3 separate regions of the Homo sapiens genome follow, and regions 1 and 2 are each linked to region 3. The links are chromatin loops, found by intact Hi-C in ENCODE. Cell type or tissue: heart left ventricle. All regions are shown on one strand.

Region 1 (8,000 bases), 200 kb after region 3:
GTGCCACAGGTGCTGTGAAAAGAAAGCACAGTGTGTCCTACAAGAGAGAAGGGGACCTTATTTGGATTGGGTGGTTATGGAGGGCCCCTTCTGAACATGTTTGGCCTTCTTTGCAGCAGCCTCCACCTCCCAGCGCCTGGGAGACAGTGCACCAGTAGAGGTGGGGTGGGGCAGGTGGTTTAGCCCGAGCTGGGGTGCCTGGCTGGGGACGTGCCCAGAGGAGTAGGGTGTGCGGAAGGCAGGATGGGGTCCCCACAGCAAGCTTTCCTCTCCCTGACTGGGCCACCTGTTGCAAACAGTCAGGCCCCGAGGAATAGCCTCCCCCCAGGGGGAGTTCAGTAACGGGTACCATTTCTCAGAAGGGGCTGGCCGCAGAGATAAGACCACAGTGCCAAGGGGGCCATAAATTGTTACCTGTGCCCTTCAGTTACCCCTTCTTCCTCCATCCCCTCCTTCCTGAGCCAGTGGGGTTAGATTTAGCAGCAGGGCTTCTGTTCATGAGATGGAGCAGAAAGCAGACTTTCTGGAGGCTGGGCATGATCACTGAGATGCAGAGCACTGATAGGGAAAATCAATTTAATTTCTGTGGCTCCGTGACAAGGAGGGGTGGCAAGCAGGAAGGTCAGGCCTGTTTTGAAAGCCACAGTTCAGTTAAGAAAATAAAACACTCCCTCTAAGGAATTTTTAAAAATACAGTATTTTAGGAGGGGGAAAATGGAAGTGGGTCAAGATGAGGGATTTAGTCGGAGGAGCAGAGCAGACCCATGGCAATCCCAGTCTGACCGGAGCCTAGGGCCTGAGGGTTGCAGGTCTCCCATAGGAATTTTTTTTTTTTTTGAGACTGCGTTTGTTTCATTCTTGTTGCCCAGGCTGGAGTGCAATGGCGCAGGTTGCTCACTGCAACCCCCGCCTCCTGGATTCAAGCAATTGTCCTGCCTCAGCCTCCCAAGTAGCTAGGATTACAGGCACCTGCCACCACGCCCGGCTATTTGTTTTGCATTTTTAGTAGAAATGGAGTTTCACCATGTTGGCCAGGCTGGTCTCAAACTCCTGACCTCAGGTGATCCGCAGAGGCATAAGCCACCATGCCCGGCCTAGGAATTTTGTTGTATGTCTGTTGAGTTGAGTTGCTCAGGACTTGTTGCAGTAGGGGACACTTTCATTAGGTTTCTGTTTCCCGAGGCATGATTTAAGGCACATTTCTCCGTCCCTCTGGTTGATGCTGGGGAAGGCTTGGCTTCTGGCAGTTTTTGATTGCTCAGATCAAGCCTATGTGATTCATGGGATTTTACAGGTTGGAGGCTGAGAGGTATTTGTAGGTCTGGATGAGGATTTGCACTCAACCTGGTTGTGGCATGTCGTAGTCAAACTATGGCCTCACCTGATTTAGAGGACGAGGAGGACTCTGCAGAAAGCACTTCCTTGGCTGTTGGTAGAGATTAGATATTTGCGGGCAGAGAGTTGGGTCAACCCAAGCCTTCATCAACATCCCACAGGGACCTCCCTTGAGGTGACTTTCATTCATTAGATGGAGGATGGCATTGCAGGTCCTGTGCCAGGCACTGGGGAGATAGGCTTTGTCTTTTTTTTTTTTTTTTTGGTGGCATCTCTCGCTCTGTCGCTCAGGCTGGAGTGCAGTGGCACGATCTTGGCTCACTGCAACCTCTGCCTCCCGGGTTCAAGTGATTCTCCTGCCTCAGCCTCCTGAGTAGCTGGGATTACAGGCGTGCGCCACCTTGCCCAACTAATTTTTTGTATTTTTAGTAGAGAAGGAGCTCACAGCATAGTAGAAGGCTCAGACTTTGGACTATTTCCTAAGAATCTGATAAGTGAATACATTTCCAGGATTCTTAGCGGATGGCCCGAAGTCTTGGGATAGTGTGTGAGGGCCAGAGGGGAAAATTGAAACAATGAAGAGAATTGAGAAATTCCTCATTGGAAACTTCTGTCTGTGATGCTTGGGGTGGGATAAGAGGGGGGGTCTGTTCTAGCTAAGATTCAATACCAATGGTTATCTCTTTGATTATAGCTTAGGGTGAGGCTGAGTGATCTATCTCCACTGTTTGGTCTCCCCAGAGTTAGCTGTTTATTTCAAACCACCAGTCACTTGTGGTGTTTTGACCTAGAAGCCATGCAAGGCAGTTTGAACTGTGCTTGAAAGGGTGGGGAGGCAGGGCTTGTTCTGAACTGTGAGCTGAGGAGGCAGCGATGGGTGCCCTGTGCTCTAATAGAGGTCTGAGAAGTGAACTGGGTGGCCAGCTGGGTCTGCCTGCTGAGAGCTTGCTGGGGCACAGGAAGCCGTGCCCCTCATTCCCTTTGAAATAGCTTTGTGTTTGTCATTCTTGTGACTTGGATACCCTTTTGGACCCCGTATCTGTGGGCTTAGCATCAGTCAGATGCTGTTTATCAGACAGTCTTACCTGGGGTTTGTTATCCGTGTGTGTGTGTGTGTGTGTGTGTGTGTGTGTGTGTGTGTGTGTGTGTGTGTGTAGCGTGGCTGGGTCAGACTGGATTCCTTGTTGAGCATCTAGCTAAAAGAGGTTAAGAGGAGGCTCATATACTGCTGAAGGCCAGAGGGCTTTGCTGAACGCTGGTCATCTTAAAAACGAGCTGGGCTATTTATAATTTGGCAGGCTGCCATGGGACTTGAATGAATGGCAGTCTGTGCAGGCTCACATACTCTGTGTACTGAGTCTGAGCGTGGGTTTGTTCATTTATGTGCCCCTGTGCATGGGTGTGGATGTGATTTCCTGGCGTGCAGGGTAAGGACTGAGGAGGTGGGGAAGCAGGTTTTGCCCTGGTCCTCTGGTCCGCCAAGAGGCCACAGGTACCCTTATTTATGCCTGGGATGTTGGTGTTTCTGGTATTTTAAGCCACAGAAACGTTTGAGGGAGTAGACCTGGACTATCTCTTTTTACTCCTGAGGAAACTAGGCCAGAGGGGTTCCCTTGGGCTCAGAGGAGGCCTCGGGTCAGGGGCCATCCCGGGTGGGAGCTGTAGCTCTGGCCAGCTTGCTCCTGTCAACACTGCCCCCTGCCGCTCTCCCAGGGCTGCAGGGACCTGGTCGTGCTGGAGACGGATGTTTTCAGGCAGCGCTTTGTAGGAGGCAGTGACGCTGGTAACCCACTAATGTGAGGATGAAGTCTTTGTATTCTGTTTCCATTGACGGGGACGGGTTTGCAGAACCACCCACACCCTTGCCTGGGCCTGGTGACTCATGAGGACAAGATGGCTGACCAAGGAGAGGGAGAGGTTCCACTCCCTCCAAGGCCCAGGGCTGACTCTTTTTCATGCATTTGGTGCTAAATTGCTGCCCTGAGGCTCTTGAATAGCTTGTATGAACTCTGGTCCACCCCTCTTGCCTCTCCTAAATCCCTTGGGAGGTGTCCCCATGCCCTACACACTGCCTGCTCTGTCACCTCACCACCCTGCAACCAGCTGGGCTGGCTGGTTTTCACTGCTGGGAGGTAGATTTTTTTTCAAGAAGTATGAAAGTATCATTGGCATATAGACAGACCTCTGCACTCAGCTGGAACTGGGTTTTGAATCGCAGCTTCAGGACTCAATAATGTTGTAAATCTCTGAACTTCTTGGAGACTTTGTTTTAGGAAGACAGGACCCTATAAGACAAAGTCCCTCTGTGAGGTCCAGCACAGAAGGCATCTCTCACCAGGGTCCCTTTCTTTTCCCTTTTCTCTCAGCCTGATTCTGTGCTTTCTTTCTTCCTTTTCGTTGTTATTTAAACTTATGCATGTAATTTCAGCCTCATAAGGGACATTATGTAGATTAATTGCCATATGGGAAGTACTTAAAGCATGTTGCCTGGCACACAGTAGGTGTGTAGCAATAGTAGTCATTGTTTTAGGCAAAGATGATGCCTGCAGGGGTTTCTTTCATTATTATTTCACTATTTATTTCATAATTGTAGCTTCATGGGGAGGACAGAAGGGTGAAGGGATCTCAGGGAGGCATTCTTCCCTTCACCCTGGAGACCTCCCTTGCTTGGCTGTACATTTAAACTGGCCTCCGCGTGGGTTCATGGTCCTGTACATCAACACAGCTGATTTTTTTTTTTTTTGAGACAGAGTCTTGCTCTGTCTCCAGGCTGGAGTGCAGTGGTGCGATCTCGGCTCACTGGGTCCTCCACCTCCCGGGTTCAAGCGATTCTCCTGCCTCAGCCTCCCAAGTAGCTGGGACTACAGGCGCGTGCCACCACGCCCGGCTAATTTTTGTATTTTTAGTTGAGACGGGGTTTCACCGTGTTGGCCAGGATGGTCTCTATCTCTTGACCTTGTGATCTGCCCGCCTCAGCCTCCCAAAGTGCTGGGATTACAGGCGTGAGCCACTGCGCCTGGCCAACACAGCTGATTTTTATAAACCTTCTAGAGACATTTGCCTTCTTGGTTTTTAAGCATAAACAACCTCACTTTTGTAAAGGGGAGTTGCTGTAAGATTCAGAACTTGGAGAGGTTTTTGTGTGGGCGTTTATTTTTCTTAAACAGCACGAGGTTTGTGGGATTCTATAGGGTTTTGTACAGCCTGACCAGCAGTTAGCCATCTCCCCTCCCCTTCTCCCGGAAGAAATGGGTGTTTTGTTCTCCACTGGCCTCTCCTCGTGTGTTTCTTCTTCTGGGAAAAAACCCACAACCCCAGGTTCTGTTGCCCAAGATGAGACTGGATGAAAATCAAGAGGGGTTGCTGACGAGACCCTGGAATGCCCAGAGAACAGAGGGGTGGGAGCGAGGGAGGCGGTGCTGGCCTGGGGCCATCTTACTCTTCCTTTCTTCCTGACAGGTGTGTAGAATGGCATCTCCTGCCGGCACGCTGGGGGCCTGGGATACCTCTGGCAGACAGTGCTGGAAATTTAATGCTCCTTGAAACAGGAGAGCCTGAGAATGCTTACAAAAATCATCCTTATTAAAGTTTGAAGGGATGAAGAAAAGCGCTAATGGGAGAGACCCTATACTTACAAACCCACCTTGAAGGGGTTAGGGGTTACTTCCCACCTGCCAGCACCTTCCCTGCTCTGAGGAAACAGGAAACCTGATGGCTGGGGGCTTCAGGGCTCTGGGGACAGCTACCGTTTGCGGCCTGTCTGCCTGGCTGATGTCTGTGCCTGTCTGCAGCTGAAGGCCCACTTAGGACAACAAAATCCAGCCAAGCCGGCTGGCTGGGGCTGAGTGGGGCCTTTTGGCTTCAGGTGACTTTGTGGCTTCGGCCTTGGGTAAAGGGAGTGGGGGGCCATGTGTGGAGCCCTCTGGAAGGTCTGGACTCCTGCTTTTCCTTGGCTCTTCTCGTTCTCCAACCACCCCCAAGGTTCAGCAGAGTCTTGGGCGCGTCTCCTCCGTTTGTGCCGCGTGTTTGTGGCAGCAGCTGTTGGTGCTGACTAATAGGACTTCCTGGCAGCTGTGCCGGGCACACGTGGCACCGGCAGGAACTGCCTCTCCTCGGCTGCCCAATCTGTACCCCAACCACCAAAGAAAGGCCTGGAAAAGGGGCTGAGAGAGGCTGCTTGAGTGGGAAAGCCCTAGAACTTGGTGACTCACAGATCCATAGAACACGGTTGGAAGAACCAACTCCCATCTGCAGAGGGGAGCACTGGGTGCCTAGGAGGGGTCTCTCAGGTCGAAGAGCAAGTTAGGGGCTGAGCTGACACGTAAAACCCCATCTCCTCCCTGCCCCCTGAATGTGTTTGCTCTGCCCGTGTGAGACAGGCTTGTCAGGGGGTCAGCCTGAACCGTGTCACTCACTAGCTGTGTCCTTGGGCAAAGCTTTTCACCTCTCTGTACCTCAGTTCCTCCAGAGACAAAAGGGGATCATCATTGTCCCTACCTTAGGGGCTTTTGAGGACAGGGTGAGCACCCAGGGCAACGTGCCTGGGACAGTAAACCTCAGCAGATGCCACTTTGCTTTCTTCCTTACCAAAAACTGGGCAGATGCCTCTCTCCTCCTGAGTCCAGTGGTGTCTGTGTCAGATGCCCTAACGGATTCTCAGGAATTGCAGCTGACATCCGGTCATCATCTTTGGTTTGGGGTGGATGGGGGCAGAGCCAGGGAAGAAGACAAGAAACGGGAGAACCTAAGTGCTTGCTGACTTCTGCCCCATTCCCCTCACCCCAAACCCTTTTTTAGAAAGGACTCGAGAGGCCTTTTAGGGTCAAGATTACCAAGGCCTGAGTGACCCTGCAGAATTCCTGCACATGGCTAGGCATCCTTTGTCTGATAATGACAGCCACTGCTCACACAGCGTCTACAGTGCACCGTCAGCAGCCTTAGGAGGCAGATTCTATTATCTGCTCTAGTTTACAGGCAAGAACACAGCACGGGCCAGGCACAGTAGCTCACGCCTATAATCCCAGCACTTTGGGAGGCCGAGGCAGGTGGATCATGAGGTCAGGAGTTCGAGAGCAGCCTGACCAACATGGTGAAACCCCCGTCTGTACTAAAAATACAAAAATTAGTCGGGCGTGGCGGCGGGCACCTGTAATCCCAGCAACTCGGGAGGCTGAGGCAGAATTGCTTGAACCCGGGAGACAGATGTTGCAGTGAGCTGAGATCGTGCCACTGCACTCCAGACTGGGTGACAGAGCAAGACTCCGTCTCAAAAGAAAAAAAAAAAAGAACACAGCACGGAGAAGATGCCCAGAGCCCTTCACTGTGGGCCCATGAGATGACACAGATCTTTCCACTAGGCCATCCTGTTTTGTTGCTGGAGAACTTTGTCCCTGGAAGGGCAGAAATGATTATTCTGGTTGCCCAAGGCCTGGTGGCCCAGGTAGGAGAAGGAACCTTCCAAGGCACATCCAGAGGAAAGCCCGGGGTTGGCGGGGGGTGGGGAGGTGTCCGCTCTGTGGCTATAATTAAGCCTCTCTGCCTGCTCTTCCTTTTCAACCACCAGCTTTTCAGGGGTTTAGATAACATGGCTTTGTGCTGATGGCCCTTTCAGCACTCAAACAGGAGGACCCATCTCAGCTCCTGGCATTCACGGGGCATAGTTCCCCTTTTCTCCTCACAATGCTGAATTTTTAAAAAGTGGAGTGTTAGCATAGGAAGAGTAGCTGATATCTGGGCGTTTTTCATAGAAATTCCATGATGGATGTTTTCCCCAGGATGCACTGCCAGTGTCCCAAAGAGAGACTTATCAGTTAAACCTGCCTGGCTCCAGAGGAGTCGCCGCAGACTTCCTGGTAAATACCCCCGAGCCAGGAATGCGTTTGTGAAATTTTTAGGAGATGATCCCAGAAAAGCTTCCTTCGGTCACCAAGCCGCGTGTTTGTGTCTGGAGATGAAGTGTGTGAAGGAAGATGTTTGCTCCTGAAATGAGACATTTTGTACATACAAGCCTTTTATGTGACATTGAAGTCAGATGCTGAGCTGTCCGATGCTGGGGTTTGAAGGTGAAAGTTGACTTTACCTCCTGTAGTGACAAAGTTCTGTGTCAGCCTGAATTTCAATTTCCTGGGACTTTTGTCTGTCTACAGCTCAACATGGTATCCTCAGCACCTTTGGGGTCTTTTGTTGTGTTGTTTGTTTTTTTGGTGGTTAGGGGAGGGATGGGTTAGTGACAGGGCGGTGGGGGGGGGTGCATTTAATCATTTATTCTTTTTAGTAGGTTTAATTGTATAAAGATTATAATGCATACAAACGTCTGTAATTAGGGGAGTTGGTTCTATTAGACAATGTTTTAGTGAGGAAAATTACAGTGTTTATAAGCCGTTTAAGGAGGGGGCAGCATATATTAACATGCAACTAGTTTTTGTGAATTCATACCGAGTACTTACCAGTGTTCCCCGGAGGTGTCTCCCCGAATTCCAAAGTGTGCCCCGTTCTATGTGCTTCCTGGGCTTCCTTCAGCAGAACCAGGCCATTTTTCAGAATATGGAACGCTATTCTAGGGGCTTAGGAGAGCAAACCTTGTTCTGTGACGGAATGAGTTTCGTTGATTCACGAGACAAATGTTTAGGAATGCCCTGTCTCTGCCAGGCACTGTTCCGGGTATT
Region 2 (8,000 bases), 350 kb after region 3:
CCAGCTTCTTAAGACTCCAGGTGTTCCTGGTTTGTGGCAGTACCACTCCATTCTCTGCCTACCTCTGTCTTCACATGGCCTTCTTCTCTTTCTCTGTGTCTCAAATATCCCCTGTTTGTCTTTTAAGGACACCTGTCGTTGGATTTAGGGCCCACCCTAAATCCAGGATAATCTCTTCTCAAGATTCTTAATTAAATTACATTTGCAAAAGCTCTTTTTCCAAATAAGGTCACATTCATAAATTCCAGGGATTAGGACATGGATGTATGTTTGGAGGGCCACTATTCAACCTGCTACACTTGTCCTAATTAGCAGTGAGGTTCCCTAAAAACTGGCCTATCCTGGCTTGTTTTATTTGCAAGGTGCCTGGGCGTGGGGGCTGGGGCAGAGGGGTGACCTTCAAAGACAGATGAGACCCAGAGTGCCCCACAGGCTGGAAGTGAGGGGTGAGAGGGAGACGCTGTCCCTGCATGGGATCCTCTGACTCGTGCCTGTTCGTGAATTGTGCAAGCAGAGGGCCATTGCCTTGTTGATCTCCACGTCCTTCACAGTGCCTAGCACAGGTGGCAGCTGGTAAACGCAGAAGGAAGAGCGGAATCAGTCTTGAGGCAAAGCAGTGACTCAAGTGGATTAGCAAGATGCTCAGACCCTGGAGGAGCAGAAATGGCTCATTCAGTCACTCACTTAGCACTTGGTGTGTGTTAGGGGCCCTGTTCCGTCCTGAGGACCCTTAGAGGACAAGACCCCAGCATCACCCTCTTGCAGGGCGCTCTGGCTTGAAGGCACGCTGGCCAATTTCCGCGGCCTCCGCAGTGCCACCCCTCCCTCCCTGTGGGATTGCGGGAGGGTGCTGGCTCTTAATCCATTCTACTGGGGCCAGTTAGGATCTGGGCCCTAGGAGGGTGGGGCTGGGGGAAGGGGATTAACCAAAAAGATTAAGTTCCTGGCTGAGTGCTCCAGGGGTCCTTGACTGGGTGGGAGTTTTAACCTGATGTTTTTAAGGCTCCTCCCAACCCAGGATTCCTGAGACATACCCCAGTAGGGTGAGCTGAATGCCCTCAGGAAACTGAAAGTGCTTAAAGGAGCGCTTGAGGAACAAATACCCCAAAGCCCAAAGAGAAGTGGCTTGGGGAAGTGTCGGTGTGGCTCTTCTCCAGCTCTGCAATGATCAGTGGGACCAAGGGCCAAGGAGAAGGAGATGCCCAAAGAGAGGGAATAGGATAGCGTTCCCAGCAGCTTTCTCTCAAAGGACCTGGTTTAGGGGGTAGGGGGTATAAACCTGGTGAAAGGTTTTTTTGTTGGACAGCATTTCAAACCACGTATCCTGTCGGATGTCTGCTTCAGGCCTCTGAGGTAACTGAGAACCTAGCTTTTACTGGGTGACACTGGGAGAAACTCGGCATCTTTGAGCCCCTCCAGCAGACACTCATGTCCACTTTATGGTACATCTGATGCTGCCTTATGTATCTACAACAGGCTGGACTGTGTATGCTGGGAGCACTGGCCCAGTATTTGGCGGGTGGTGGTAGCAAATGACATGATAAAGATCACGATTGCTGTGTTTCGTGGTCCTAGCCCTCTGTTTTACTGGAAATGGTTTGAGAGCAGATAGTAGCCTTTTTTATTCTCATACCGAAGAATCTGCTAGTCCCTGCAGGAGCTATGCTAAAGGAGCTCCACATATCAGCTCCCTGTTTCCTGGTGTTCCTTGGAAGATGGTGATGTTAGAGTTGGATGCATGAGAGTCAGAAGGGACCTGAGAAATTCCCTCTCCGTCTTGTGTTGCAGGGACCCAAAATAGACACAGAGTTTGAAAAGGAAGCATCTGTATTTTGCTCATTGACTGGAAACACAATTATCATAATATAATTGTGATAGAACAGCCATTCAGTTTTTGTCTTCCTGCTTGGTGTGTCTGGCCATTCAGTTTTTGTCTTCCTGCTTGGTGTGTCTGGCTTAGTGTTCAGCCAGGTTCATACCTTTGGGGAGAAGAGTGTCTTAGCTGGGGCGGCTATAATGAAGTACCATGGTCTAAGAAAAACGGTTTATTTCTCACAGTTCTGGAAGCTGGCAGTTAAGAGCAGGGTGCCAGCATGGTCATTTCTGGGAGGGCCCCCCTTCCTGTGTACAGACAGCTGCCTTCCTGTTGCATCCTCGCATGGTAGAGAGAAAAAACAAGCTTTCTAATGTCTTTCTGTAAGGGCACTAATTCCATTTATGAGGGCCCCATCCTCACGAACTCATCACCTCCCAGAGGCCTGAACTCTTAATACCATCACATTGGGAGTTTGGATTTCAACATGAATCTGGGTGGGGGGTCGGGGGGCAGCAAGGGGCAGCCACAAACATTCAGATGGCAGCAGACAGCCTTGTGAATCCTGATTTGGGCTGTGACAGGAGGTGTGAAACCCAGGGTCCAGTTCTACCACCTTCATTTGCAGATGCAAAAGTTGAGGCTCAGAGAGGGCAAGGGGCTCCCCCAGATTAAACATAAAGTAGATGCACAGTGAGAAGTGGAAGCCAGGTCTCAGTCTCCCCATCAGTGTGTCTGCCCCCATGGCCTGTGCTCCCTCGCCATGTTAACGCTACCATGTGGCAGCTGCATCCCATCCAAGGAGGGTGCAACCCTGCATGGGGCCATGTGGTAAAGCAGCACTTACTGAGTGGGGTCACAGATGGGGCCACATGCTGGAAACGCTGTCGGAGGCGGGAGGAGAAGAAAGAAAGGGGCAGGAGGGTAGGAGAGGAACTGAGGATACTGAGCAGCAGTCGCCTGCCAAAATTCTTCAGTGCAGCTTGTCTAGCAAAGCCGGTCTCCAGCAGAGTACATACAGTGGATAGCTGACGGGCTGACAGCAGGCATCAAACAGTCTTAAACTGCCCCAAATCCAGAGCGCTTTTGAAGCAGCAGTATAAAAAGGATGCCTGCGCGGAACAGAGGCCTGAAACTTTTAATAGTTTCTTCCAGGCCTCAGGATGTCCTGATGAGGTATTAGAGGAAGTAATTCAGGAAGAAAAGGACAAATAACCACCTCCGTCTGGAGGCCGACCCGAGGGCTGGCCAGGGCTGCTCGCGGAAAGGGCAAGCGTGGCCCCGCAGTGATCCACGAGGCTCTGGTTAGCCCACCCGCCTGCTGCCGTGCACAGAGCCGCGGGGCTCTGACCCTTGTAAATAACAGACAAGTAAATTTCTTGTTTGCTTCGGGGCAAATGTAAACCACACAGTGCCCGCTGCATGTGGGTGAAATCATTAACTTTTCCTCGCTGTCGGAAGGGTGCTCAGTACAAATTAGAAATCATTGCCTCCAACCTCAAGGTCCTCCCAAGGATCCGCCTACCTACCCCCAGACCAGGAGGCTGTCAAGACCTCAGGACGTCAGAGAAAAACCTGGGCCTGCCAGAACTGAACTCACCCCGCCTCTCTTTGTTTTTTCTTCTCTCTCTTTTCCTTTAGGGTTTGGCTTTGTCACTTTTGAGAATGAAGATGTTGTGGAGAAAGTCTGTGAGATTCATTTCCATGAAATCAATAATAAAATGGTAAGTGTGTAGGGGTTGCGCTGAAATGGAATGCCCCCTTTCTCTACGTACACACCCAGTCTTGCAGACTGGTCCAGCCCATCATCAGGCTGGAGTGGGCAGGGGTGGGGAGGGGGCTAGATGCTCGGGGTCCAGGCCTGTGAACAGTAGCAGTTGTTTCATACTGAGGTGGACAAACTCTGTAAAGGGCCAAGTCGTGAATATTTTCATCTTTGCAGGCCATAAAGCTGACTGCAGCTACCCAGTTCTGCTGGGTAGCGTCCATAGGCAATGCATACATAAAGCAGTGGGGCTGTGTTTCAATAAAGCTTTGTTTATGGACACCAAAATTTGAACCTTATGTAATTTTCACAGATCACAAAATATTAATTTTTTAACCACTTAAAATGTAAAAACCAGGCCAAGCATGATGGCTCACGCCTATAACCTCTGCACTTTAGAAGGCCAAGGCAGGAAAATCACTTGAGGCCAGGAGTTCGAGACGAGCCTGGGAAACATAGCCAGACCTCATCTCTTAAAAAAAAAAAAAAAAAAAAAAAATTAGCTGGGTGCAGTGCACCTGTACCCCACCTACTCGAGGTGAGAGGATCACCTGACCCCAGGAGGTTGAGGCTGCAGTGAGCCATGATCACACCACTGTACTCCAGCCTGGGCAACAAAGTGAAACCCTGTCTCAAAAAAAATAAAAATAAAATAAAATGTAAAAGCCGTTCTCAATTCTTGGACTTTACATAAACAGGCAGAAGGGCGGGATTTGACCTATGAGTCGTAACTTGCTGGCACCTGGCTTAGGATATTCTTTTGCTGTGCAGCTTTTGAGAGGTATATCCTAGATAGGAAGTTTACTGCACCAAACTATTTTTCTCTTTGGGTCCTGCTGGAAAATTAACATTCCCTCCCTTGCCATCAATTAATTTCTGCCCTCTTGATCAGCTGCTTCCTTCCCTCTCTTTGGCTCTTTAAAGTTCCTTTTTCTGCCACAGCAGCCTCAAGAGGAAGGGAGGTTGGATTACTGGAAGTTTGGGAAGTCGTGTAGGCCTCCCAGATCAGTGGCCACCAGAGGGTGCCATATCATGCATAGCATTTGCACACTCACAAACTCCTTTCTTCGGATTGAGTAGGAGGGTGAGAATTCCCTTCTTTGTTGGTTCCAGAAAAATAGAAGCTCAGCAGGTGTTTCTGGAACCAGTCCTTTGGAGCAAAAACATTTTGGTTGGCCACGAGAGCCTCCAGCCTCAAGAGAAGAGGGAGGGCAAATCTGTGTTTCAATTGCAGCTGTAACTTTAATATTTTCTTCCTTTTGTCAAAACATTTCTTGCTTCTAAAACATGCGTTCAGACATGCATTGTATATTGGTCTGATATGTGTTCACCAACTTTAAATTCAATAATAGAGCTTTTAGTGTGGATAAGATCAAAGCAATCTGCTTAGCATGTGGCGCTACAGGCCTGATTCAATATTTGACTTGCTAATTTTTTCCCAGGGCACTAAAATAATATTGTTCGTATTGTTCCTTGCCATCATATGCATCTGAAATGAAAATACTCTTTTTTTGCGTACTGTATGTTGGAGGCATCAACTCAGACATTAAAATGGTAGGAGGGAGATAAGTGTGACAGAATAACACAGGTCCCCTCATAGGCTTTCTCAGCTCCCCAGATGTCCGTGCAAGTTTACAGTTGGTACTTTTCTCTTGGTAGGTTACTACTTGCTATTTTTTTTTTTTAATTGAGACAGAGTCTTGCTTTGTTGCCCTGGCTGGAATGCAGTGGCACGATCTCGGCTCACTGCAACCTCCGCCTCCCGGGCTCAAGCAATTCTCCTGCCTCAGCCTCCCAAGTAGCTGGGACTACAGGCATGTGCCAGCACACCCAGCTAATTTTTGTATTTTTAGTAGAGACGGGGTTTCACCATGTTGGCCAGGCTGATCTCAAACTCCTGACGTCAAGTGATCCACCTGCCTCGGCCTCCCAAAGTGCTGGGATTACAGGCATGAGCCACTGTGCCCGACCAGTACTAGCTATTTTTAAAAAGAGAGAGAGAGGACTTAAATGAAACTTGCATCCACTGCCCAGATGCCTTGTTTATCCTAGCCAGAGCACGCCATTGACAGGCTCCACTAAGGCTGCTGGGCAGTGGGGAATAGAAGAGAGTACTGGCAGATGCCATTCCTGTCTTGCCAAGCCTTAAGGGTTCATCAGGAAAGGCCAGATGTAGACCGGAAGGACATTGCTCCATTTGTCACCTTGAATGCATATGTGTAGCCCTTCCCTGTTGACAGGCTTTGAAACAAACCCGAGACACAGATGGGGAAAGGCTTTATCCTGGGAAACTGAGGCTCAGGGGATAGGTCCCAGGCTATCCAGAGAGCGAAGGAGCATAGGTCTTGAGCTTACTGGTGCCAAAGGAACTATATAGACAGTTGTTGGAGCTTGGGGGTGGGAGGGTGAATCCCCAGATAACCCGGGCAGCAATCAGGAAGTAGAGCTTCTGCCCCAGAAGAAGAACCCATGGGGCTGGCTTGAAGCCAGAGAGATTTGCAGCCATTTTCCTGTTTCATATTTATCGCCTTCTCTCCCACCCAGGTGGAGGGTGACTATGTCAGGTGCACGTAACCGGGTTTTTAGTGTAAGGGTTTGTGTTTGCCTTTGAATCTGGGGCTAGTACTTGTTCTTCAAGAGAATGAGCAAAGATGGAAGTAGACAAGAGGAAGAAGTGGGGGCAGATTGATTCGGATGACAGGCTTTGGAGGTGTTGGTCCACGTTCCCAGCACAGCCCAACAGTTATGAGCTCCAAGGTGGGGAGTTTAGAGGCCCTGGGAGAGGACTTTGGAGAAGAACACTGGGCCTTGCTGAGCTCCAGTAAGACAGGGCTGGTAATGATACTGCCTCATTGGGTTGTTAGAGACTGGGTGACATACCAGGAGCAAAGGGCTTACTTAGCACAGTGTCTGCACAGGGTGCAAGCTTGATCTGTGTTATCTCTTGCCATTATCCTTGCCATCATCCACGAGTTGTCATTGAGAGAGATTTCTCCAGCCAATTCCCCTCCTCTGAAGAAGGGTGGAATTTAAAGGGTGTTGGTAGAGAAGCCTGCATCCTGAATTGTTTTGGTTTTTGTGATACTGGTTTCTACTTCTGAGGCCCAAAGAAAAGGAAATGAGTTTAAACTGGGCTATGGACAGAATTCAAATGAGATATCTGGAAAAACTGAAAACTCAGAGACTGCCAAACAAGAACATGGATGATTGTTAGAATGTGCATAGGAGTGTTTCATAAACAGGACTGTGCTGTGAAACCACAGACCCATCTCCTCAAACCCTCGCAATCTTTCTGGGTATTTGGCAGGAAGTGGCAGATAGCTGCACCCCCTGGTACATACTGGAGCCATGATTTTTTTATATTCACAGATGGGAAAGGTCTTACTGCAGATTAGTCACAGACATAGTACTTGAATCTAGGTCTTCTGGTTCAATCTCATGTGCCTGGCACTTAGGAGACCCTGTATAAATAATTGTGGACTAAATAAAGGATTCACTGAAGGACCACATGTCTGTGAGGCACATTATAATTCCTAAAGCCATTGCCCATCTAATTGGGTCGGGGAGTCTCTTCCTGGGCATTTTTTAAAATGGAGTTCCTTCTCTACCATGCAGAAGGGCCAGGAGAAGGCGTGAGTCATTCTACTCACAGGGGACCAGGATAGCTGTCTTTGGGAAGTGGGGATCACAGGAATCCTTCCTTCATTCTCCATGTAGGCCCTGCCTTAAGGAGGTTATCTCCAGGCAGGAGGATGCCCAGAAAGACCCCACATGACACCCTTTCACACATAAAGATCCCACTAATAGCTGACATTGGGTGGTACAAACTACATACTCTACTAAACACTTTATGCATCATGCATCTTATTTCATTTGATTTTCACTTACTCTTTAATCATTATCCCCACTTACAGATTGGCAAGGCAAGGCAGAGAGAGGTTAAGCAGTTTGCCCAAGGTCACATGGTCAGCAAATGGCAGCCCCAGAATTCGAGCCCAGAAAGCTATACTCCAGAGCTCACATCTGTACCCATCAGACTGTGTGTCCCCTTCAGGCCAAAAGGGGCTTTCAGGGTTATGTAGCTGGGCTGCAGGCCCTCCATCACTGACCACCCTTTCCCAGTCAGCTATGTCGTGGCCCATGTGGTTCCATGTTCTCCTAGGAGAAGAGCAGAGGAGACAGGCCAGATTCCCAGCTAGGGAGAAGGACCACGCTTGGGTTTAACAGGTCCCAGATCTCCATGCCTCTTCCTCCACTGCCACAGACACAGATAAGTGACGAGCATGGGTCAGGAGCTGACTGCCACCCAAGCTCAGGGCCAAACCCACAAGCTCTCCAAGCCAGAGCAAAATGCAAATGTGGCTCTTTATCAATAAACACACACAAATGCATGCACAGAGCTGCCTCGTGACCCACCAGAGA
Region 3 (8,000 bases):
TTAATTAATTAAAAAAAATGAAAGAGATGATAGAAGATGGTGGTGTAATGTGAGGTTGGAAAAGCAGACCTAGAACATACCACGGAAGGTCTTTTAGGTGACAGCAAGGGGGTTCGATGCAGTGGGAAACCGCTGGAGGGATCCGACCTGCATCCCATAAAGACCTCTTTGGCTACTGTGAGGGAAACAGACATTTTGGGAAGGTTCCAGAAGTCAAGGTAGAGGAAGACTAGTCTATAAAGCGGACCGCCTTTGTGAAAAATCAACCTATGAAAGAAGCCAACATACAAAAGATACACTGGAAGTGATCAAAGACTTCCAAGAGCAGCCGGGAGGTGGAATCTCAAGTCCAGATGTTGAATGAGTTGGGTGATTGTATGGGACAGAACCAGAAGCTGATGAGGGGCCCAGGATGCAGATCAAAGAGATGGGATGAGCAGGCAAATGCCATTTCTTTTCATTCCGCCTATTTTGCTTGAGTCACCAGTTTGGTAAGGGGAGAGTTTCAACCATCTGCAAGTAATCCAAATGCTTTTACTAACCTGCCTACCCATCCACACCCCCACCAAAAAAAAAAAAAAAGAAAGAAAGAAAGAAAAATAAGAAGCCAACCCCAGAGCTTGTACGCCTGCATTCTCCACAATCATTTCTCTGTGTTACAGCTCTTGTCATCTTACATTATACATGAATAACTAATCAACCAAACACAAACCCACTGATGAAAAAAAACGCATGTTGGATCTAGAATGTGAGCAGGGTAAAGAGTAATATTAATTTCACTGGCAAATAACAAAATGGGAGCAAACATGAGGGATGTTAAGACAAGACTTGTGTTTTTGAATGCTTCTGGGAATGGAAACTCTCCAAGAATCAAGGGAAAGGGGAAGAAGGTTGGACATATTTGGAGTGCACTAATACCAATTCTTTTTTCTTCTGGTATGCATATGTGACTATATGCAACATCATCCTGGGTCAGGCCAACTGGTCATTTAAACCACCATGCTGTCTGCCTCACCTAGTCGAACAGTTCATATAATGATCTTCCACTATTCCTTAATGGACATACAGGTGTTAGTCTTAATGCACCAACCAATATTGCGATAGGCTGGAACAAAACCTTTTGCTCTTTGAATGTCCACAGTGAGTAACACTATGCTAGGTATGTAGTAGGTGCTCAATAAATGTATCTTTCACACACTTCCTAAATGAAGTCTATTTCTTCCTTCATCGTTTTCCTGAAAGATCTTTCTTGACCACTAAGGATGAACTCCTCATCTCCATGTCCAGTGAGTGGTTTAGAAATGTTTTAGTCTTCCTCCTCCTTGACTTCATAATGGCATCTGACACTGCTGTGACACTTCAGTTGTCTTCTGTGACTCTGAACTTTTCTGGTTCTAATCTTTTCTCCCTGATGGCCTCTCTACCCTGACCTCCAATGATTTCTTTTCCTGTTTCTGCACTCGAAAGTCCATATTCCACAAGGACTCTGCTTTTCTGTCTTGTCACTCTTTATGAGAAATTAATTGTATCTCATTTCAAATCAATGCATGTATCTATCATCCTCTGTCACATTACATGCAAAGTATCTGCTTATGGATCTGTCTGTCCAACTAGACCTCAAGCTCCTCAAAAACAGATCCCTCACTGTGTTCGTCTCTGTGCCTCCAGTACCTGGCACAGAGCTGGACACTCAGTGAATGCTCCATACACACGGGCCCAACTGATCCATTCTCAAATTATGCTCGGAGTTGGTAGATTGGGCAGAAATTATTACCCCCATTATATAGAGAGGGGACCCCAAAGCTCAAGGAGGTAAAGCAAACATTAGAAACATGATTCCTGTGACTGGCTGTGGAGACTCCGTGTAATAATCATTCTGGTATTGCCAATTGCAAAAGGACTGTAAAACTAATAGAGATGCTGTCTAAATACCGACATCCAATCCTTTCATGCTCTTCTGAGCAGGCTTGAATTTTCCAGTGCCTCTCTTAAAATACAGCCCGCAGGACTGAGCATAAAACTGCATGTGGCCTGACCTGCCAGCACGCGCTGGGAGTATTGCTTCCCTCCTTCCACACTCTGCTGTGCTATTAATAGAGCCTCAGATTGCACTAGGGTTCTCAACAGCCTCCTCGCGCTGTAGGTTCACATCAAGCTGGTGATCAGCTAACCCCCCGGGTCTTTCTCATGCAATGCCTTCTGTCAGGCCAGGCCTCCCCAGCAGCCACTTGGGCAATGAATGTTTTTGAATGCTCATGATTATTTGTGACTTAGACTAGAAGGTACAACACCAGATCATGCCCTTCTTTCTCATGTGGCATTTTGCTGAGTGGGTGATGGGGTCTTAGGGGTCCTGTTCAGGACCCAGAGCTGTGGCCAGCCACTGGGGGCCACCAGCATCATCGGCCCCACAAAAGTAAGAGGATGATGGCGAAATTAATTTTCTGGCTCACTTCAAATTATTCTTATGTTCATCCCTACTCCTCTTGGATTAGGTCCTTTCTTGGTCTTGTTCTAATGCTGGGTGTTTGTATGCACAGCCTCTTTTCCCTCCCACCCATGGACACAGCCACATTTTGATTTCTCATGCCCTTTCCAAATAGTAGTAGTATTTTTAGCATGAATATCTTGCTCAGAAATTGGCTGTACAGTCTATCCCCTATTGTCTTCACATCTAATACTTTTCTTTTTTCCCTCTGCCTCTCCTATGCATCAATACCACGTTTGGCTAAAGAGATTTGATTTTGACCTATTTGAATTCTCCCTTCACAGATGACAGCCCTTTCTCCCTCTCCTTCCTTCCCTTCAATTAGTTTTTTCAGCCACTTGGAATTAGCTGATGGGTGATTGTAGAAATTGCAACGTGGGCTACTGTGGTGGGTCTCAATGTCAACTCCAGGAAACCTCTGAATCTGGGGGGCTCTGGTTTCAGAATCTGATAGCCAGGCCCTGAACTCTGGAATGTGGGGCTGTGACATGAGATACAGCTTCTCTTTGCTCGGCCACTAGAGGGAACTGAAATGTGGGGCGCAAGAAGGCGTTTCCTCTGTTCGCCAGACGAGGGCGCTCATACCCATGGTCCTCCAAAGTTGGAATTTCTCGCCCCAAAACAGATATTGTCGGGTTGGCCTCCTTGTAACCCAAACATACGATGGGATGACATTACAGCTGTGCTACTGATTGCTGCTTTGACCGCCTCCTATGCTGTGTAAATGGCCAAAAGCAAAGAATTATTAAAAAGCAGGCCCAATGTTGTCCAAGCTCACGTGTGGTTTGTGGGTCTATGTGTTTGCTGCTGGCAAATTTGCAAGCAGATGGGACTCCAAGGCAAGGCGTGGAAGTGATGATGGGAACGTTGGAAGTTCACAGACATAACTTGTAGAGTGTGTGAGGCCGGGTGCGCGGACCCTGTGTATCTGCAGCTGCGATACTTAGATTTCAGTTTGGCAAGGCAGGTCACGGTGGAGATGGGGCAAGCTGCAAGGGTGGTGGAGAGGAGGAAGGGAAGGTGACAGTGGCCCTCTGTCAACTGTTTCCAGGTGGAGTTGAAAGGTGTAATCATTTTCTTCTGGGGGCCTTGGCACCTTTCATCAAGACGAAGTTGGTGACTGGTTTAAAAAGATTTAAAAAATTAAGCTCGAGAGGCCAAAGGAGAAAATGGTTTCCAGGTGGAAAGGGCTTGACAGAATGGTGCTCTTGTGCCGTGACTCCGAACTCCGTGGAGCATTCCAGTGGCCCACTGTACTCCCACCCCTCCAGGCAGCACTGGGAGGCAGCCAAGTCTAGGAGGCAAAGGGCTCCCTAACTGCCAAGCAGTGAAGATGTTGAATAAAATATTTACTTACACGTTTAAGAATAATGATGACAGCATGACAAACAGTGGTGAAACAGCTTTAGGGGACATGGAAGGGCAGCCCTGGGATATTTTTAATGAGAACAGTGACTTCCTGTTTAATTCCCGAGGCTTGTCTCTTTTGCCTACCATACCCACACTGGTATCACAAGATACCGCCCATGATTGGGGAGGGGGTTCACCAGACTGGCCTAGGGAGTCCCCTGCAGGAAGCTGCCACATGGAGAGGCTACAGCCAGCCTCACTCCCAACCCTAAGCTATTGCCCACCTTTTGCAACTCCTGAAGATTACAGCTTTCTGATCCCTTCCCCCCCCCTACACCAGAAGGGTCCTCTGTTGTGGTCATTCAATAAATGATATTTCTTAATTAGGAATCTAGCTCTTTCTTATTCAGCTGGACTAATAAGCACCCTATGCCCTGCTTGGGTGTGATAATTTTGAGTTGGAGACAAGGAAAAAGGAGTGAATGAAAGGGAGTAAAAGTCTTCACCCACAGCACTAGATTTCAGCTATGCCCAACGTGAAAATGGAAAGGGAAAATGGAAAAAAAAAAAATTGGCCAAACACGCTTTAGGTTTGTTTTTCCCTCCTTTTGGGAGCTTTTTGCATTTTCCTCCCCAATTTGGAAAAAAAATGAAAGAAAACAAATTTCTCTATCATTTAAATAAAACAGACCTTTATGTCTCTAAATATAATACATCAAACAATGTTAGGAGTAACTAAATTATACATAAAGATACTTGTTTGTTAGATTGTTAAAGGCTGTTTGAAAAATAGAATTTCGCTGGTGAGGTGCCTCACACCTGTAACTCCAGCACTTTGGGAGGCTGAGGCAGGTGGGTCACCTGAGGTCAGGAGTTTGAGACCAGCCTGACCAATATGGTGAAACCCCATCTTTACTAAAAATACAAACATTAGGTGGGCTGTGATGGCACATGCCTATAATCTCAGCTACTCAGGAGGCTGAGACAGGAGAATTGCTTGAACCGGGGATGTGGAGGTTGCAGTGAGCTGAGATTGAGCCACTGCACTGCAGCCTGGGCGACAGAGGGAGACCCTGTCTCAAAAACAACAACAAAAAATAAGAATATAATTTCACTTTTTGTCAGCCTCACATCCTCCATGGTTTTGTGTGTTTATTTTTCCAGATATTTTATACCTCCAGTTATGACTCTGTAGAAAGATACCATCTGGGGGCCAGGCATGATGGCTCACCCCTGTAGTCTCAGCACTTTGGGAGGCTGAGGCAGGTGGATTGCCTGAGGTCAGCAGTTCAAAACCAGCCTGGCCAACATGGCGAAACCCTGTGTCTACTAAAAATACAAAAATTAACTGGGCATGGTGGCAGGCGCCTGTAATCTCAGTCACTCGAGAGGCTGAGGCAGGAAAATTGCTTGAACCCAGGAGGCAGAGGTTACAGTGAGCCGAGATCGCGCCATTGCACTCCAGCTGGGAGACAGAGTGAGACTCTGTCTCAAAAAAATAAATAAAGATACCATCTTGGCTTTCCCATATTATACAGATCCAGAAGAAAGACCAACTTAGGATCTCTATGCACATGATTATTTCATATTTTTTGGAAGAAAATAAACTAGTGTTGAATTTAAGAACATGCTCAGAAGTCATGATTTTTGAGGAAGGAGGCTATTTATTTAAATCGATATAAAGGACCATTAGTTTTAGACCTGTAATTTATACTTGGTGAAATTTTCATGGAAAAAAAACAACAACAAAAAAACTCATTTCCCTAAATATTTTCTAGTAAAAACATGGCTTGCTTTTTTGGTGCAAAGTCTGCCACGCTGTTTTTAAAAGCGAGGCTTACGAGACCGTGGGAGAGAGATAAGTGAACAGCCTCTTTAATAAGAGAGGCGTCCAGCGTGGCGGCGGAATGCAATACCAAAAAGTAAACAAAGAGCATCGTGTGAAAAAGAGCAAGTTGAAATGAATCTTGCTTTTCCTATTTGAAAAACACGCTCATGGTTGTTAGCAACTGAGTCAAGACATTTAAATCATATATATACTTTTAGATCTTGACAGTGACCTTTTATAAGTGTACAGTGGGGATAAGAAGATGAGCAAAGCCTTGCTGCAGAAAAAGCATTTCAGTTAATTGAACATGAAATGTGTTACCATCTGATAACATTAATAATATGTGATCGCTACTTTGTATCTAATATGCAGTTCATTTGGTTGGAATCTAAAGCATTCTATAAATGTTAGAGTATGAATCCTGTTGCAAACCTATAAACTAAGCAGCTCTATTTTGGTGCATTTTGAAGTATCTCTGTGTTAGTTATCTATGCTGTGTAACAAATTATCCCAAAACTTAGCAGCTTCGAACAACAAATATTTATTATCTCAGCATCAATCAGGAATGGCTAAGCTGGGAGGTTCTAGTTCAAAGGCTCTCATTAAGTTGTAGTCAAGGCATTGGCCAGATTAACAATCATTTGAAGACCTGATGAGGGCCGGCAGATCCACTCATAAGGTGTCTAACTCACAATCCCAGCAAGTTAGTTTGAGATGTTGACAGTAAACCTCAATTCTTTTCTACACTGGTCTCTCCGTAGGGCATGGAGAGATGCCTGAGCATCCTCATGACATGGCAGCTGGCTTCCCCCAGAGCCAATGATCCATGAGACAAAGCAAAACGGAAGCTACAATATCTTTGGATGATCTAGCCTTAGAATTCACCCATCATCACTTCCTTCAGGTCCTGCTCCTTAGAAGCCGGTTACTAAGCACAGTCCACACTCGAGGAGAGGGCAATTCGACTCCATCTTTTGAAGGAGTCTTAAAGAATTTGTGAGCATATTTTAAAGGCACCGCAATCCCCTATTTACATAAGGACAGTTGAAAATGATGGTGGCTTACCTGCTCAAGGTCAACGAACTACTGGTAAGACCCCACCTGGAAGGCGGCAGGCTTTTTTATTTATTGTAAAGCAAAACAGAAAACCCACATTCTTGAAATAACTGCACATGAATCCCAAATCTGTCTCTTTCAAATGTCCAAGACCTTCTAAAAGTGGCAGGATGCTTTCTGTTTAGAAATGGATGAGATGGACACTAGACTGGAAGGGTCAGCCTTTGATTAAGAGTCAGCTTTCCTCTTAATCAGCTCTGGGACCATGAGAACAAAAACACTTTTCTAAGGGATGTTTTCCTCCTTTGCAAAATATGATGGGCTAGCCGAATGGTTTCCAAAGTTGGTGGCCTTTAAGTCCTCTGGGGACTTAAAAACTCACTGATCTTGTGTTAAATCCACAATGTCCAGGAATCTGTACCACTTAAAAGCACTTGGGGACTCTGGCGGCCTGTTTTGCAGACAGTAGGAACTGCTCGGCTACATGATTTCTCACTCTTCCACTTTTAACATTATTTTATTTATTTTTGAGACAGAGTCTCTCTTTGTCACCCAGGCTGGAGTGCAGTGGCATGATTTTGGCAACCTCCGCCTCCTGAGTTCAAGCGATTCTCCTGCCTCAGCCTCCAAAGTAGCTGGGATTACAGGCTCCCGCCACCATGACTGGCTTTTTTTTTTGTATTTTAGTGGAGATGGGGGTTTTACCATGTTGGCCAGGTTGGTCTGGAACTCCTGACCTCATGTGATCTGCTCACCTCTGCCTCCCAAAGTGCTGGGATTACAGGCGTGAACCACCATGCCTGGCCAACATTATTTTAACTCTCCCCATCAGACTGGGTATGCCCATGTAAATTGTTGGTTCTCCATCTTCACTACAATCATGAGCAGAATTTTTAAAAAATATGATACCTAGGGCCCTCCCTAGGCAAAATATAAGTCATTCTGGGGTGGAACTCTGGTACCATCACGGGTTGTTGGCTTGTTTTCATCAGTACATTTAAAACTAATCATGTTTAGCCTTGTTGGCACATTAGAATCACTTGGGGAGCTTTAAAAAAGCCCACTGCCCAGCCTGTCCCCCAGGCCAATTAAATCACAATCTCGTGGGAAAACCAAGAATCAGCATTTTTTAAAGTTCCCCAAGTGATTACAACATACAGCCAAACTGACCTATGTTTGCCACATTTGAGATAATTCTAATGCTAATTCACCTATAAGGGATTATTCAGAAAAAAATCCCAACATTTAGATGCCACAGTACTCTAAGAAAAAAAATGC

The links. Hi-C counts contacts between places; a loop is a spot of excess contacts. Peaks named below come from ENCODE experiments on the same cell type or tissue, not always from the same donor. Only the 100,000 strongest peaks of a DNase experiment are listed, where the experiment ranks them.
Region 1: it touches region 3 in a loop (3-fold over the local background); 45 of 110 quality-filtered maps call a loop at or near these places.
Region 2: a loop joins it to region 3, with 2.7 times the contacts of the local background. A loop is called at or near these places in 28 of 110 quality-filtered maps.

The regions. Positions count from the first base shown.
Region 1 is chr17:57,437,978-57,445,977 of GRCh38, forward strand. All of the region lies in intron 6 of MSI2 (musashi RNA binding protein 2), which reads left to right. Among named protein-coding and RNA genes, the nearest start is that of MSI2-AS1, 170 kb to the right of the region's middle. RefSeq lists silencers at 2,752-2,811, 6,274-6,343 and an enhancer at 3,222-3,281. In heart left ventricle, a CTCF peak has its summit at 3,042 (motif pointing left); DNase peaks (open chromatin) are centred at 3,074 and 5,384; H3K27ac peaks cover 1,609 bases.
Region 2 is chr17:57,593,414-57,601,413 of GRCh38, forward strand. It overlaps MSI2 (musashi RNA binding protein 2), which reads left to right. Exons shown (of 14, transcript NM_138962.4): 8 at 3,455-3,537. MSI2-AS1 (MSI2 antisense RNA 1) reads right to left here. Exons shown (of 3, transcript NR_110807.1): 3 at 7,451-8,000. Among named protein-coding and RNA genes, the nearest start is that of MSI2-AS1, 11 kb to the right of the region's middle. In heart left ventricle, a CTCF peak has its summit at 4,591 (motif pointing right); a DNase peak (open chromatin) is centred at 4,597; H3K27ac peaks cover 2,348 bases.
Region 3 is chr17:57,240,266-57,248,265 of GRCh38, forward strand. No RefSeq gene overlaps it. Among named protein-coding and RNA genes, the nearest start is that of MSI2, 12 kb to the right of the region's middle. In heart left ventricle, a CTCF peak has its summit at 3,038 (motif pointing right); DNase peaks (open chromatin) are centred at 2,059 and 3,046; H3K27ac peaks cover 1,048 bases.